Regions from separate parts of the Homo sapiens genome. Here region 2 is linked to region 1. Evidence: chromatin contacts called from ENCODE POLR2A ChIA-PET data. All regions are on one chromosome and are shown on one strand. Each heading gives the region's core, a stretch centred on a gene start or an enhancer-like site at or near the end of the contact. The rest is flanking DNA. Distances are from core to core; before and after follow the strand shown. Region 1 overlaps AGAP3 (ArfGAP with GTPase domain, ankyrin repeat and PH domain 3). Region 2 overlaps PRKAG2 (protein kinase AMP-activated non-catalytic subunit gamma 2).

What was found. ChIA-PET counts read pairs that join two places held with the same protein, here RNA polymerase II (POLR2A).
Region 2: POLR2A ChIA-PET joins it to region 1 with 10 read pairs in Panc1. The contact joins two enhancer-like sites. POLR2A ChIA-PET finds 5 or more read pairs at or near these places in 2 of 52 experiments (K562 and Panc1).

What each region holds. Positions count from the first base shown.
Region 1 is chr7:151,105,780-151,112,629 of GRCh38, forward strand. All of the region lies in intron 1 of AGAP3 (ArfGAP with GTPase domain, ankyrin repeat and PH domain 3), which reads left to right. Among named protein-coding and RNA genes, the nearest start is that of AGAP3, 23 kb to the left of the region's middle. RefSeq lists an enhancer at 2,399-3,061. Within about 2 kb of position 4,122, at least 3 of the 41 ENCODE cell types and tissues checked have a DNase peak (open chromatin) inside an H3K27ac peak, as active enhancers do.
Region 2 is chr7:151,655,638-151,661,863 of GRCh38, forward strand. All of the region lies in intron 4 of PRKAG2 (protein kinase AMP-activated non-catalytic subunit gamma 2), which reads right to left. Among named protein-coding and RNA genes, the nearest start is that of RHEB, 140 kb to the left of the region's middle. Within about 2 kb of position 1,719, at least 3 of the 41 ENCODE cell types and tissues checked have a DNase peak (open chromatin) inside an H3K27ac peak, as active enhancers do.

The DNA.
Region 1 (6,850 bases), core at 2,872-5,371:
CCCCCCCCGACACCACACACACACACACACACACACACACACACACACACACAGTCAAGCATTGCCACCCACCCATGCTAGGTAAGAGTCTTTTTTTTTTTTTTAAACCAGCTCATGTTTAATTGTGACATTTTAAAATTGTACAAGTATTTTGACGTCTGCCCCCCACATTTAGTCTCTTAAAATGACAGGAAAACACCAACCAATCTGAGGTTTAATGGGTTTAATAAGTTTACCTCTCAGTTCCTACTTGTAGCACCCAATATTCCTTTGAAAATATGAAACAGACCTGTCAGTGGCCAGCAGTGAATTTCTGCCCCGCCAACAGAGTTGAAAAGTTCAGGTACTCTGAGCATTGTGTTGCAGTGGCACTTGTCCAGAATTGGTACCTCCCCATAGTTGGGGGCTTTAAATGTACCAGTGAAAATAGCTTTTTCCTCTTCAAGCGGAAGAAAGAAAATCACTCCTCAAAACACAGCAGATCTGGGTGTGAGGTCTTTCCTTTTGTCTCTTCAGGCTGGTGAAAGAGTCTTTGCAAAAATTTATATTAAATTAAATTATTTATTTTTTTGAGACAGGGTCTCACTCTGTTGCCTAGGCTGGAGGATAGTGGCACAACCTCGGCTCACTGCAACCTCCACCTCCCAGGTTCAAGTGATCCTCTCACCTTAGGACTACAGGCATGCAACACCAGCCTCAGGTGCTTTTTTTTGTTTTTAAGATGGAGTTGCACTGTCACCCAGGCTGGAGTGCAGTGGTGCAGTCTTGACCCACTGCAGCCTTCTCCTCCCGGGTTCAAGCAATTCTCCTGCCTCAGCCTCCGGAGTATCTGGGATTACAGGCACGTACCACCACACCCAGCTAAATTTTGTATTCTTAGTAGCACAAAGTTTTGCCGCGTTGGCCAGGCTGATCTCGAACTCCTGACCTCAGGTGATTCGCCCGCCTCAGGCTCAGGATTTGAAAGCCTCCCAAAGTGCTGAGGTTATAGGAGTGAGCCACCACGCCTGGCCTCTCAGGTGCTTTTAAACTTCTGTCCACTAGACTCTCAGCCTGTCTGAATCTTTTAAAAAATCGCTGCACTGTTACCTGCAGTGGCCTAGAGCATCCCTCACAGTGCAGCACCTTCGCACGTCTGCACCTGCACTTTCAGCAGCTGTTTTCCACACTTCCTCCACATCAGTCCTGCAAAATTAGTGCAATGATTTGAACACTTTATTGCATCTTCTGTTTATAAAAATATTTTGCGGCCGGGCGTGGTGGCTCACGCCTGTAATCCCAGCACTTTGGGGGGCCAAGGGAGGTAGATCACCTGAGGTCAGGAGCTCGAGACCAGCCTGGCCAACATGGTGAAACCCCGTCTCTACTAAAAATACAAAATTTAGCCGGATGTGGTGGCACGCACCTGTAATCCCAGCTACTCGGGAGGCTGAGGCAGGAGAATCACTTGAACCCGGGAGGCGGAGGTTGTAGTGAGCTGAGATCGTGCCATTGCACTCCAGCCTGGGCGACAAGAGCAAGACTCCGGCTCAAAAAAAAAAAAAAAAAGTTTTTGCTTTTGGGGCCAGGCACGATGGCTCATGCCTGTAATCCCAGTACTTTGGGAGGCCAAGGCAGGCAGATTGCTTGAGCTCAGGAGTTGGGAGGCCAGCCTGGGCAACATGGTGAAAGCGGTCTCTACAAAAAAAATACTAAACCTAGCTGGGCGAGGTGGCACACCTGTAGTCCCAGCTACTTAGGAGGCTGAGGCGGGAGGATCGATTGAGCCCAGGAGGTCAAGGCTGCAGTGAGCTGTGATGGCGCCATTGCACTCCAGCCTGGGTGACAAAATGAGACCGTCTCAAAAAAATTTTTTTTTTTTTACTTTTGTAAAAAATACAAAGGCAAGTGGAAGGGATGGTGCTGCTGACAGGGAATGAATCTCATACTTGGAATGCATTTTAGAGGCTCATTGGGTTGGAAGAGGCAGAACTCTAGCTCATGGGACTGCAGCTGGCCTGCCTGTTCAGAGAGAACCACATTTTTAAATGTCGAAAGTGTAGGCGATGGGTCAGTTATGAGAAAAAGGTGCAACACGGCATAGAGCCGTACGATGCTTCATATTCTGAGTCTGGAGCCCCCACCGTCCCACCCTGTGGTGGTGGCCCACCTCCTGCCCCCACCCTTCAGGCCATGGGAGGGCTGGAGATGCTGTGAGGTGTAGGATCCTCTGGCACGGCACCGGCCCATGCGGGGGGTGCAGCACATGCTGGTCGCGTTCCTCTCCAGGGAGGAGCTGCTAGAAAGCAGAGCTAAGCCCACAGTTGCTGTTGCTGGTCAGAGCTGGAGTGGCGTCACGGGCACTTCCAGGGTCTTAGAACATGGCCAGATGGGACAAAGCCAGGAGGCCAGATGGGGGACATGCTAAGGGACCGAGTCTTCGAGGGGAGGGCCTTTGTCCTGTCCACCATTGCACCCAGCACAGAGCTCATGGATAGACAGGAAAACAAACTGCTCTCAAGTACCATCTGTAGTACTACAATACCGCCATGTCACCGGCCTGGTGTCGAAAGGCCATTTTCGGCTGGAATGACAGCCACTCCCACCCCCACCCTGGGGTAATCTCAGTTTCCCTGCTCCTTGCACTGCTCTCGGTCCTGTGGCTCTCTCTGCCACCCGCACCCCCACCAGCACCTCTGCCGCCTTCTCTCCCTCAGCTTTTCCCTGGGGAGGAGAGGACCAAAGTCACTGGGGAGCTCTCAGACCGACATCCTGACCTCTGGAGATGGGGCAGAATCCCCGGGCCTCAGAGCAGCCTTCGGAGGGTCCCAAGGATGTAGGCTGGGTCCTACGCCAGTCCAGACTGCCAGCCGCGTCACCTTGAGGCAGGGTGGGGCAGAGACTTCAGTCTGCTTGCCCTGAATGCACTTAGTAAGCACTCAAAAAATAATGTGAAATGATGACTTAGAGGCCCAAGCTCCAGCCTGGGATTCTGGAGTCCTGGGCCCTGCCCAGGCTCTGTCACTGCTGGGCTGTGTAACTGCAGGCAAGTGACTTCCCCTCTCTGGGTGTCAATGCCCTCATCTCTAAAAGGAGAGGATGAACCAGAACACGAGTTCTGAACCTGGAACCCATGGCAGGGATTAAGGGGACTCGGACCTCCTCAGAAAACACCTGTGTGTTCTTCCCAGTATGCACTAGCTTTTCTGGAGAGCTCATAGCTTCCTAGGGCTGTGGTAATAAACCATTGTAAACAGGGTGGTTTGAAACAACCTAAGTCTGTTCCTAGCTGGCTGCGGTGGCCCATGCCTGTAATCCCAGCACTTTGGAAGGTCAAGGCCAGTTGATCACTTGAGCCCAGGAGTTCTAGACCAGCATAGGCAGCATAGTGAGACTCCCACCTCTGTAAAAAAAAAAAAAAACAAAAAACAAAAAACAAAGAAAACAAAGAAAAAATAGCTGGACATGGTGTTGCATGCCTAAAGTCCCAGCTACTTGGGAGGCCGAGGCAGGAGGATTGCTTGAGCTTAGGAAGTCGAGGCTGCAGTGAGCTGTGATTGCCTGGTTAACAGAGGGAGACCCTGTCTCAAAAACCAAAAAGTTTACTGTGTCACAGTTGTGGAGGCCAGATGTCTGAGATAAAGGTGTGGGCAAGGCCACGCCCCCTCTGAAGGCACTAGGGAGAGATCCGCCCCACACCTCTCTTCCTGGCTTGTCGATGCCGTCTTCTCCCTGCATCTCTTCACATTGACTTCCCTTGGTGTCTGTCGACATGCCCAAATTCCCCCCTTTTATAAGGACACGAGTCAGATTGGATTCAGGGCCCACCCTACTCAAGTATGACCTCATCTTAATTACATCTGCAACAACCCTATTTCCAAATAAGGTCACATTCTGAGGTCCTGGGGGTTAGGACTCAGGGCTCTCCAGGGTCCTCCGTATCTCTGAGGTCTCTTAGAGGGGAGATGGAGGGACCAGCCCAGGAATCAAAGCCAAGCTGAGGGGGAGCTGCTAAGGTTTCATGGGCTGACTGCATCTGCCTGGCTTTCTGATGTGGAGAGGGCTGGTTTCAGTGATCCCAGCGTCCACTCTGGCTCTCCCTTGCGCAATAGGAGCAGCTCCTTCTGTTGCTTGCCCGCTGCACGCCAGGCACCATGCGGCCCTCCATGCTCACAGGGCTGGCCTGCACAGCACCTTTAGCTGGAAGCTGGGCCATTCCTAATTTACAGACAGACCTGAGGTTAAGGAGACCGTGGCTGGTCACCCACCAATAGGTGCCAGAGGCTGAACTTGAATCCAGCTTTCTCAACTCCAGGGTGCGCCGTGCCTTTCAACTTGGGGCCTGTGCAGATTATTTTGCCTGTGCCTGTGACTTCTCTCAAAAGACTGGCCCAGCCAGGGCCCATCTCTCTTAGGCCTTCCTCCCCACAAAGAGGCCAAAAGCCCTGGGAGCACAGTGCATGCTCAGCAAAGACTTCCACTCATTCACTCGGGGAATCATGGCCACCTTCATGTGCCTGGCAGAGTTCTGTTGTGGGGGCACTTGCTGACAGTGGCAAGTGTTAGATGATGTTAGCATGGTCACTGAGATGGTCAGCCTCCCAAGGAAGGGATGCTTCAGCCACGGTCCAAATGCCTTCAGGGACAAGCAGGGCAGAGGCCCGGGAGGTGTCAAGGCTGGATGGGGATGGAGGCGGGTCCTGGGGAGGGTGTCAGGTGAGAGCAAGCAGGTAGTCAGGAGCACACGGGGCACTGGAACAGAATAAGGGGATTGGGTGCCATTCTACGCCAGCTGGAGAGCCATTGCAGGGCTTTGCTGAGAGGTGACCAGGTTCTGGTCTGAAGAGGTCCGCCCCAGCTGTAAAGGAAATCACTTGGCAGTGGTGGTGATGGAGGCTGGAGATGGGAGACCCCTAGGAAGCTGATGTGGTGCTTAGGCCCGGGAGGATGGTGGCTTGCCTTTGAGTTGAAGAAAGGAGCTGGTGATGGATCTGGGCCACATTTAGGAGGGAGCGCCACCAGGACTGACACGGATTGGGCTGGGGGAGTGGTAAGGAAGGGAATGGAGGGTGTTACTAGCAGGCTTTTGGCTTGTGCGGCTCCAGAGCTCATGTGGTGCTGTTGAAAATGGGGGATGCTGGAATGGAGCTGTTAGGGGTGGAATTTAGGTCCATGGCTGCTGCTGCAGCAACTCGAGTTGTCTCGGGACAGCTGCTGGGACACTTAGGGAGGACTGTGGCCCCACTGGGGAGGCATCCTGAGCGCTCTCCCCCCGCCCCCCGTCTTCTCCTCTGATTCCCTAAGCTCCAACTTGGAGAGCCTGCTGGACACCAGCCAGTCCTGGGGGGCGAAGGGGTCTTGGTGTGGCCCCCACTGCCTCCCGGGCTCAGTGGCGGGTGTGTGGCCAGCCCTAGCATCCTGCCAGCCTTCCCAGCCACTGCCTCAGCCCCGGCTGCAGGAAGATGTTTTGCTGCCACCTTGTGGGCAAGAAGGGCCTGACTGTTTGGGAGGGCCACGGTGGTTCTGGGACCACACCTGGCTGCTGGTGGTTCTGCTCCACACCCTGCGGAGCTGGCCACAAGCTCCGGCTTTCAGGAGAAGGCTTATCCATCCTCCCTCATCTCCTCGAAAGAAATCTGCCAACTCCCTGTGGGCCACGTGGGCTGCAGCGGGCACAGCCAGGGCTCACCAGTGGATCAAGCAACACACACCTGGAGGCGACCAGTTCCCACATCCTCAGGACCAGCTTTCTCTTTCTGGCAGGGTCTCACACCTCACACCTGCCCAGGGGTGTTCTCTCTCCCCGTCATGACCCCCCCGGCCCCTCACCCCCCTGTGCACACGCAAGCAGGGCACCCGAGGCCCAGGCCAGCACAGAAACTGGGCATAACTAGAGTCGGCTTCTCCTCCTGACATCCAGGTAGTCCACAGAAGGGGGTCTTGAGCCCGGCTTCTGCGCTCTCTGGCTCCGGGGCAGGCTGTGTTCGTCCTGCCCCAGGATGCACACTGCGGGCATTTGTGAGAGATTTCCTCTTAGTCCCCCAGAAACTGCCATGGAGCCTCTCAGCCCCTGAGAGTCACATTCAGTCCAGCGTTTCCGGTGGCCTTAATAAACAGAGAACTGACGTGAGGGCTTGTGTTGTGGGATTTCAGTACTGTTCGTGTAGTCCCAGCCTGGAGCTTTTTAGGTTTGTCCTAATTTCCTTCGGGCCCAGTAGGTAGTGGCTGTCTGTGTCGAGCACAGCTGTGTTTGCTGCGTGTCTTTGGAGCAGAATCTTATCAGGCACAACAGAGACCTTATCTCTGACCCTGGGCTGACCCAATGAGCAAAAGAGGTGTGTGCCTGCAGCTGTTCTCCTTTTCGGGGTCTTTGACTGGCTTGATGTCCTGAGACATTTATGTGGGAGCAGGTGCCCTTCCCTGTCTAGTTTCTCCGGGTCAGGAAAGTTTTCTGGGGAAAAGGACTGGGAAGGAGAGGGCAGCCAGGTGAGGAAGAGAAAGCTGTTCTGGGTTTGGGAGTTGACCCAGGTGGCACTTTCTCCTTGGACTGATTCTGCAGGTGCAGTGGGACTACATGTCTTCTGAGACTGTAAGATGTTCTTTTGGGGACTGGGATTGCTGCCTGCCTTCCCCGAGACGTGTGTGTGTGTGTGTGTGTGTGTGTGTGTGTGTGTGTGTCCAGCATGTGTGCAGCTGGGGCCTTAACCCCCTTCTTTCCCATCCTACTGTTCTCCCACTGAAAGAGGCAGCTAGGTTCTAAAGTGATCCATCCCCTGTCGGATACCGTGTCCCCATCCCCTCTCCGTCTCCAGAGGTCGGCTCCCATAGCTGCTGTCCTGTGCTTGCTTCTTATTTATTGAGACAGGGTCTC
Region 2 (6,226 bases), core at 469-2,968, 550 kb after region 1:
ATTTCCAGACTATGACAATAGAGCATCAAATCAAGGATGGGACTCATCTAAACACAGGGCCCTGTGTGCTGTGAAACATCCATGAAGCTGCTCGTGCCTCAGTTTCCTCATCTGTAAAATGGGATCGTAGCAGCACCTACCTCATAGAGCGGTAAGGAATATGTGAGTTAATTACACAGACAGCACTTATAAGAGTGCCAGCACTTAGTAAGAGCTCAGTAAATTATTATCACACCCCACATAGCCTACACTTTGAGTCAGGCCATCTCAAACATACTACCCAAATCTGGTGAAAATTCATTTAGTTATTTCTCTGTGACATGGTAAAAGTCAAACAGGCAAACTTAATTTGTAAATTTCATTAACAGCAATACAGCTGTTTGAAACCCTGGAATTTTTATCAGTAAACAAAAACTCAGTCTAATTTTTTTAAACCTGAAACCTGAGTAGCACTATATTGTGCTTTATTGTAGTTAAGTTTTAAAAATTATAAGTACATATTCATTTATCATAGCCATTGATAACTATAAATTTGTTATCTAATGAATGAGTCACGAAAAACTGGAAATAACCAACAATTTTAAAAGGATGACAATACAAACTACGTTTCACGACAATAAGAAAACCCAGAATTTGGCCGGGCATGGTGGCTTATGCCTGTGATCCCAGCAATTTGGGAGGTTGAGGTTGGGCGAATCACCTGAGGTCAGGAGTTCAAGATGAGCCTGGCCAACATGGTGAAACCCCATCTCTACTAATAATACAAACATTAGCTGCACATGGTGGTGTGCACCTGTAATCCCAGCTACTCGGGAGGCTGAGGCAGAAGAATCGCTTGAATCCAGGAGGTGGAGGTTACAGTGAGCCAAGACTGCGCCATTGCCCTCAAGCCTGGGCAACAGAGCAAGACTGCATCTCAAAACAATAACAACAACAAACCCCAGGATTTATTCCATATGCAAATATCTTAATCCAACAATATATTTAGCTAAACATAAACCTTTGAAGGATTGAATCCATTTATTAGGATGCAGGTAGAGGGATGCCAATGTCTTAGGTAGCATGTGTAAATAAATAAAAAATGTGTTTTCTCTTTTGATGTTGTTGTTTCCTGATTTAAGAATGAAAGGTAACTTGATTGTATTGGATCAGTAGTTTGATTCAAGTAACATCGTGGAATTCAAAAGTGCAAAGGTAAAACCTCAAAAGCATATTTAGGCCAGGCTCGGTGGCTCACGCCTGTAATTCCAGCACTTTGGGAGGCCGAAGCAGGTGGATCACTTGAGGTCAGGAGTTCGAGACCAGCCTGGCCAACATGGTGAAACCCCATCTCTACTAAAAATACAAAAATTAGCTGGGCATGGTGGCAGGCGCCTGGAATCCCAGTTACTGGGGAGGCTGAGACAGGAGGATGGCTTGAACCTGGGAGGCGGAGGTTGCAATGAGCTGAGATTGTGCCACTGCACTCCAGCCTGGGCGACACAGTGAGACTCCATCTCAAAAAAAAAAAGGGGGGGTGGTTATTCATCAGCTGTTAACTGATTTTAATTAAGATTTTGAAGAATATTCTCAAAGTCAAATTGTGTGACCATAGTGTATATAAAATGAAGACAGCAAACATCGCCTATGGAAGAAGACATAGGTTGGGCTCAAAGCTTGCACCTTTCCTCTCTCGGTAGTTCTGGCTCTGAGTCCCAGCTATGCCACTGACTCACTGCTGGACTGTTCTGTGTGTCAGTCTCTAAGCCTCGTGCCAATGTCCACTGTGTGCCTGGTATAGGTCTTGGCTCAGGCTAGGTGGCAATAAATGCTGTTGTTGGTTTGGGAGTGGGGAGTGCCATTTGGTAAAATGAAAAGAACATGGATTCCAAAGGTAGGTCTCAATTTGAATCCTATCTCAATCATTTACTAGTCATACAATCTCCAGTAGATTTTATTTTTCTAAACCTTGGTTCTTAACTTGCAAAATAGAGATAATAATATCTTCTTTGCAGGACTGTTGTGAGAATGAACTGAACTTGTGTGTGGCTGGCCCATAACAGGCATCAACAAGTGGGTTTGAATCCAAGCCCCTACCTTCATAGTCTAGACACCAGGCAGAAGAGACTAACTGCTTTGGGCTGTGAGGATGAGACAAAAAAGCAGCTCCATCTACTTTGAGAAGTCAAATGTGTCAAATGCTTGTTTTTATTTGTAAAGTAAGACACATAAACAATATTGTGTTTAAAGAATGATGGAGGGCAGGTGCAGTGGCTCATGCCTGTAATCCCAGCACTTTGGGAGGCCAAGGCGGGTGGATCACTTGAGGTCAGGAGTTTGAGACCAGCCTGGCTAACACAGTGAAACCCCATCTCTACTAAAAATACAAAAATTAGCTGGGCATGGTGGCGCACGCATGTAGTCCCACCTACTCAGGAGGCTGAGGCAGGAGAATGGCGTGAACCCGGGAGGCGGAGATTGCAGTGAGCCGAGATTGCGCCACTGTACTCCAGCCTGGTGACAGAGCAAGAGTCCGTCTCATAAATAAATAAATAAATAAATAAATAAATAAATAAATAAGAATAATAGGGCTGGGTGCAGTGGCTCATGCATGTAATCCCAGCACTTTGGGAGGCTGAGGCGGGCGGATCATGAGGTCAGGAGTTTGAGAACAGCCTGACCAACATGGTGAAACCCCGTCTCTACTAAAAATACAAAATTAGCCAGGCGTGGTGGCGCGTGCCCGTAATCCCAGCTACTCAGGAGGCTGAGGCAGAAGAATCGCTTGAACCTGGGAGGCAAAGGTTGCAGTAAGCCAAGATCACGCCATTGCACTCCAGCCTGGGTGACAGAGCAAGATTGTCGCAAAAAAAAAAAAAAAAAAAGTATTTCACAGATCCCAGAGCACCTACAAAGTAAGAGTTGTTTTATGCATTTGCCAAATCCATTGAAAATTATTTTAAGACTGAAAATAACATTTTCAAAAATTATTTGCCACCAAATGTGCCTGATCTAATTCAGTATTGGGGTGCGAACACACGCCGAAACAGTACAAAAATAGGCTTATCCCAAGCACATTAATGAAGAACATGTTATAAGATGATTTTAAACTAATCTGCAGCTCTATCACTAAGCATCTAGCAGAACACATTATAAGCGTTCTATCAGGTTATTTCTGGTGTAGACAAACGAAAAGCCAGTTTCTATTATTTGACTGGTGCCCATTTGTATTAAAGGACTAAGATGGAAAAGAGGCAAAGAATTTCCTAATTACTGATGACAATGATCTGCTGAGTCAAGTCAGAATGTGATTCAGTAAGATTGGAGGGGAAGGGAATGCAATATAATGGATGGGTACAGTATTGCTGGTACTGTGTTGAGCTGCAGGAAGATTTTGCTGACTTTCTTGAGAAGTGAGGGGATCTGGTGCCTGAGCAATCAACCATGATTCATAGTAACTTGCTACAGTGCTGTTTGAACAGAAATAAAATTTGACCTTTTTCTATGCACCCAAGCCACTCAACAAAATATATTTGTAAATACAATTCCATCTTCTGACATTGGATCTAGGCGGTTTATTTAAAAAGCTGGGTCTTTATGATTTTGTTTTGCATAGACTTAAAAAAAATTTGTGTTTGTTTTATCCAGGCCATAGATTCCTGCTCTACTGCTCTTTTTGCCTCCTGCTTCTGTTTCTCAGAAAAATAGAAAATTGACTTTGCTTTGTTCAGGGGAGTCCATGGCATGTCCACCACTCCCATTTAAGTCAGGTTAACAGGGTAAATGCTGACGATGCACTGAGTCTACTGGTTCTAAAAGCCCTTTGTATTTGCTTTACCACCTTATAAAAAGGCATGGATCAGTATTTGTGTTGACCTTGAGGCTTTTCTTCTCACACCACGCAGATATCTTAACACAGGGGTTCACACATGGTGACCGGGCAGACAGATGCGTGTGAAACTAATGTGTAGACTAAATGCAATATACAGTTAATGCCTGGTGGGAAACAGAATTTTCCTTTAATTGCCCATTTGTAAGATTGAATAAGTAGGCAGGCAGAGTGTAAACACAGCCCCATCTATAGACGTGTGTCTTGGGAACAGAAAGGATCACACATTCTTAAGCTAAGACAAAGGCTTTAGTTTGAAGATAATGTCTTTGATTATTTCAGCATGGAGGGCTATAGATAGCCTCTTGGAGGCTCCGCTAGAAAAAATTCGGAATGGATTAAGTATATATTTTCCCACTAGCTGTGTCTGAACACATCACTCACGGCTCATGCGAAATTATTTCTCTGCCAGGCGTGGTAGTGCATGCCTGTAGTCCCAGCTACTCGGGAGGCCGAGGTGGGAGGACTGCTTGAGGCTGGGAGTTCGAGGTTACAGTGAGCTATGATCATGCCACTGTACTCCAGCCTGGGTGACAGAGTGAGACCCTGTCTCCAAAAAAAGTTATTTCCACAATTCATTCCTACATTCCGGAAAAGAATAAACCATATTAATACCACATCCCAATGCTAGTATTATTAGATCTGAGTAGTGAACACATAGACTGGTATTCAGAGATTCCCCAAATCAATCTTTAATTGTTAGACATAATAAAAGTGAAAGGGCAGATTCAAGTCCAGGAACGTGGACAGATCTTAAGAAGGAAAATCTCCTTTCTTTCAATCTCCCAGCTTCTCAAACCCGTAGCTGAGTCTTGAGCAGGCAAATGACTCAGAAACGTTTATGGTCTCCCTGGTACTAAAGTACTGTATACTTAGTTTCTTAAAAGAATCTGATTCATAGTGAGCCATTCTACTGAAATTGCACGATTTGTATCCAAATAGCAATACAACCTCTATCCAATGGCTTTTGGTATATAATAAATGCTCTCCAGGCTATATGTAACATTCGTTGTTTACTATATTAGAACCAGTAGTTTGCTTTATAATTTGAATTGTATAAAGCAATACTTATACTGTGTGTCTACTAGATTTTATGAAAATAAGACTTGAAAAGATGACATTCCTCCAACAATGAAACCATGTAAATTGAAGACAGGGACCTGATTATACTATTAAGTGAAAAGCTAAGTTGCTGAACAGTCTCTAGCAGGGTCTACATCTGTTATCTGTCCATTTCTGTATTTGTGTATAAAGGAACAACAAAAGTTAGACGAAAATGTGACACCGGAATTTATCCATTTGTCTCAAAGAGGCGGGATTCCAGGAAGTTTTAATTTTCTTTTTTATGTTTTTCCTTTTATAATCAGAGGAATGTCATTTTTAAAAGGTTTGAGTTGTGGTGTAATACACATAGCATAGTTTGCCATCTTAACCATTTTTCAGTAGACAGTCAGTAGCATTAAGCATGCTCACACTGTGGTGTAACCAATCTCCAGAACTTCTTCATCTTACAGGAATGTTGTTTTTAAAAGAGAGAACCAAATACTTCTCCAGATGTATGTGTTTTGAAAAATCAAATGCAAAGTAAGTAATGGCTTAATCAGACCGAACCACCATAATTGAATAGCCTGACCAATTCGTGAAAGAACTAGCCATGGGCCTTTCACTGTCTTTTTTTGTTTTTGTTTTTGTTTTTCTGAGACGGAGTCTTGCTCTGTCACCCAGGCTGGAGTGCAGTGGTGCAATCTTGGCTCACTGCAACTTCCGCCTCAAGCAATTCTCCTGCCTCAGCCTCCTGAATAGCTGGGACTACAGGCACAAGCCACCGCACCCGGCTAATTTTTATGTTTTTGGTAGAGACGGGATTTCACCATATTGGTCAGGCTGGTCTTGAACTCCTGACCTCATATGATCCAACCCCCCACCTTGGCCTCCCAAAGGGCTTTTGATTCAGCACATGAAGAGGAAATCACGGGCAGAGCTGTAGAAATCGTATTAGAATTTCATCTGTGTAGTTCCTTAGAAAGCTTTTCATTGAACCACCTGTTTCAATTTCCATTTTTTAAAAAAATAAAATATACCTCTGTCTGTAATCACGCTACGATGAGCAGCTGACATTCTTACTCAGGACTTAGAATAATAATGCTTTAGAGTCCTGCACGAAGCCTCCAAAAGAGTGGAAAAAATACACAACCCTTCGAAACAGGTTTACTCAAGCACGGTGAGAGAGGCTGGGCGGTCATTGATTAACAGGGTATGCGTTCCTTCTCAAAGAGATGGCAAAGGAAGCTTGTTCTAAACTTTTCCACCATTTCAATGGCTACTTTCTCCTGAGTCATTAAGGGAACACTGGTATTA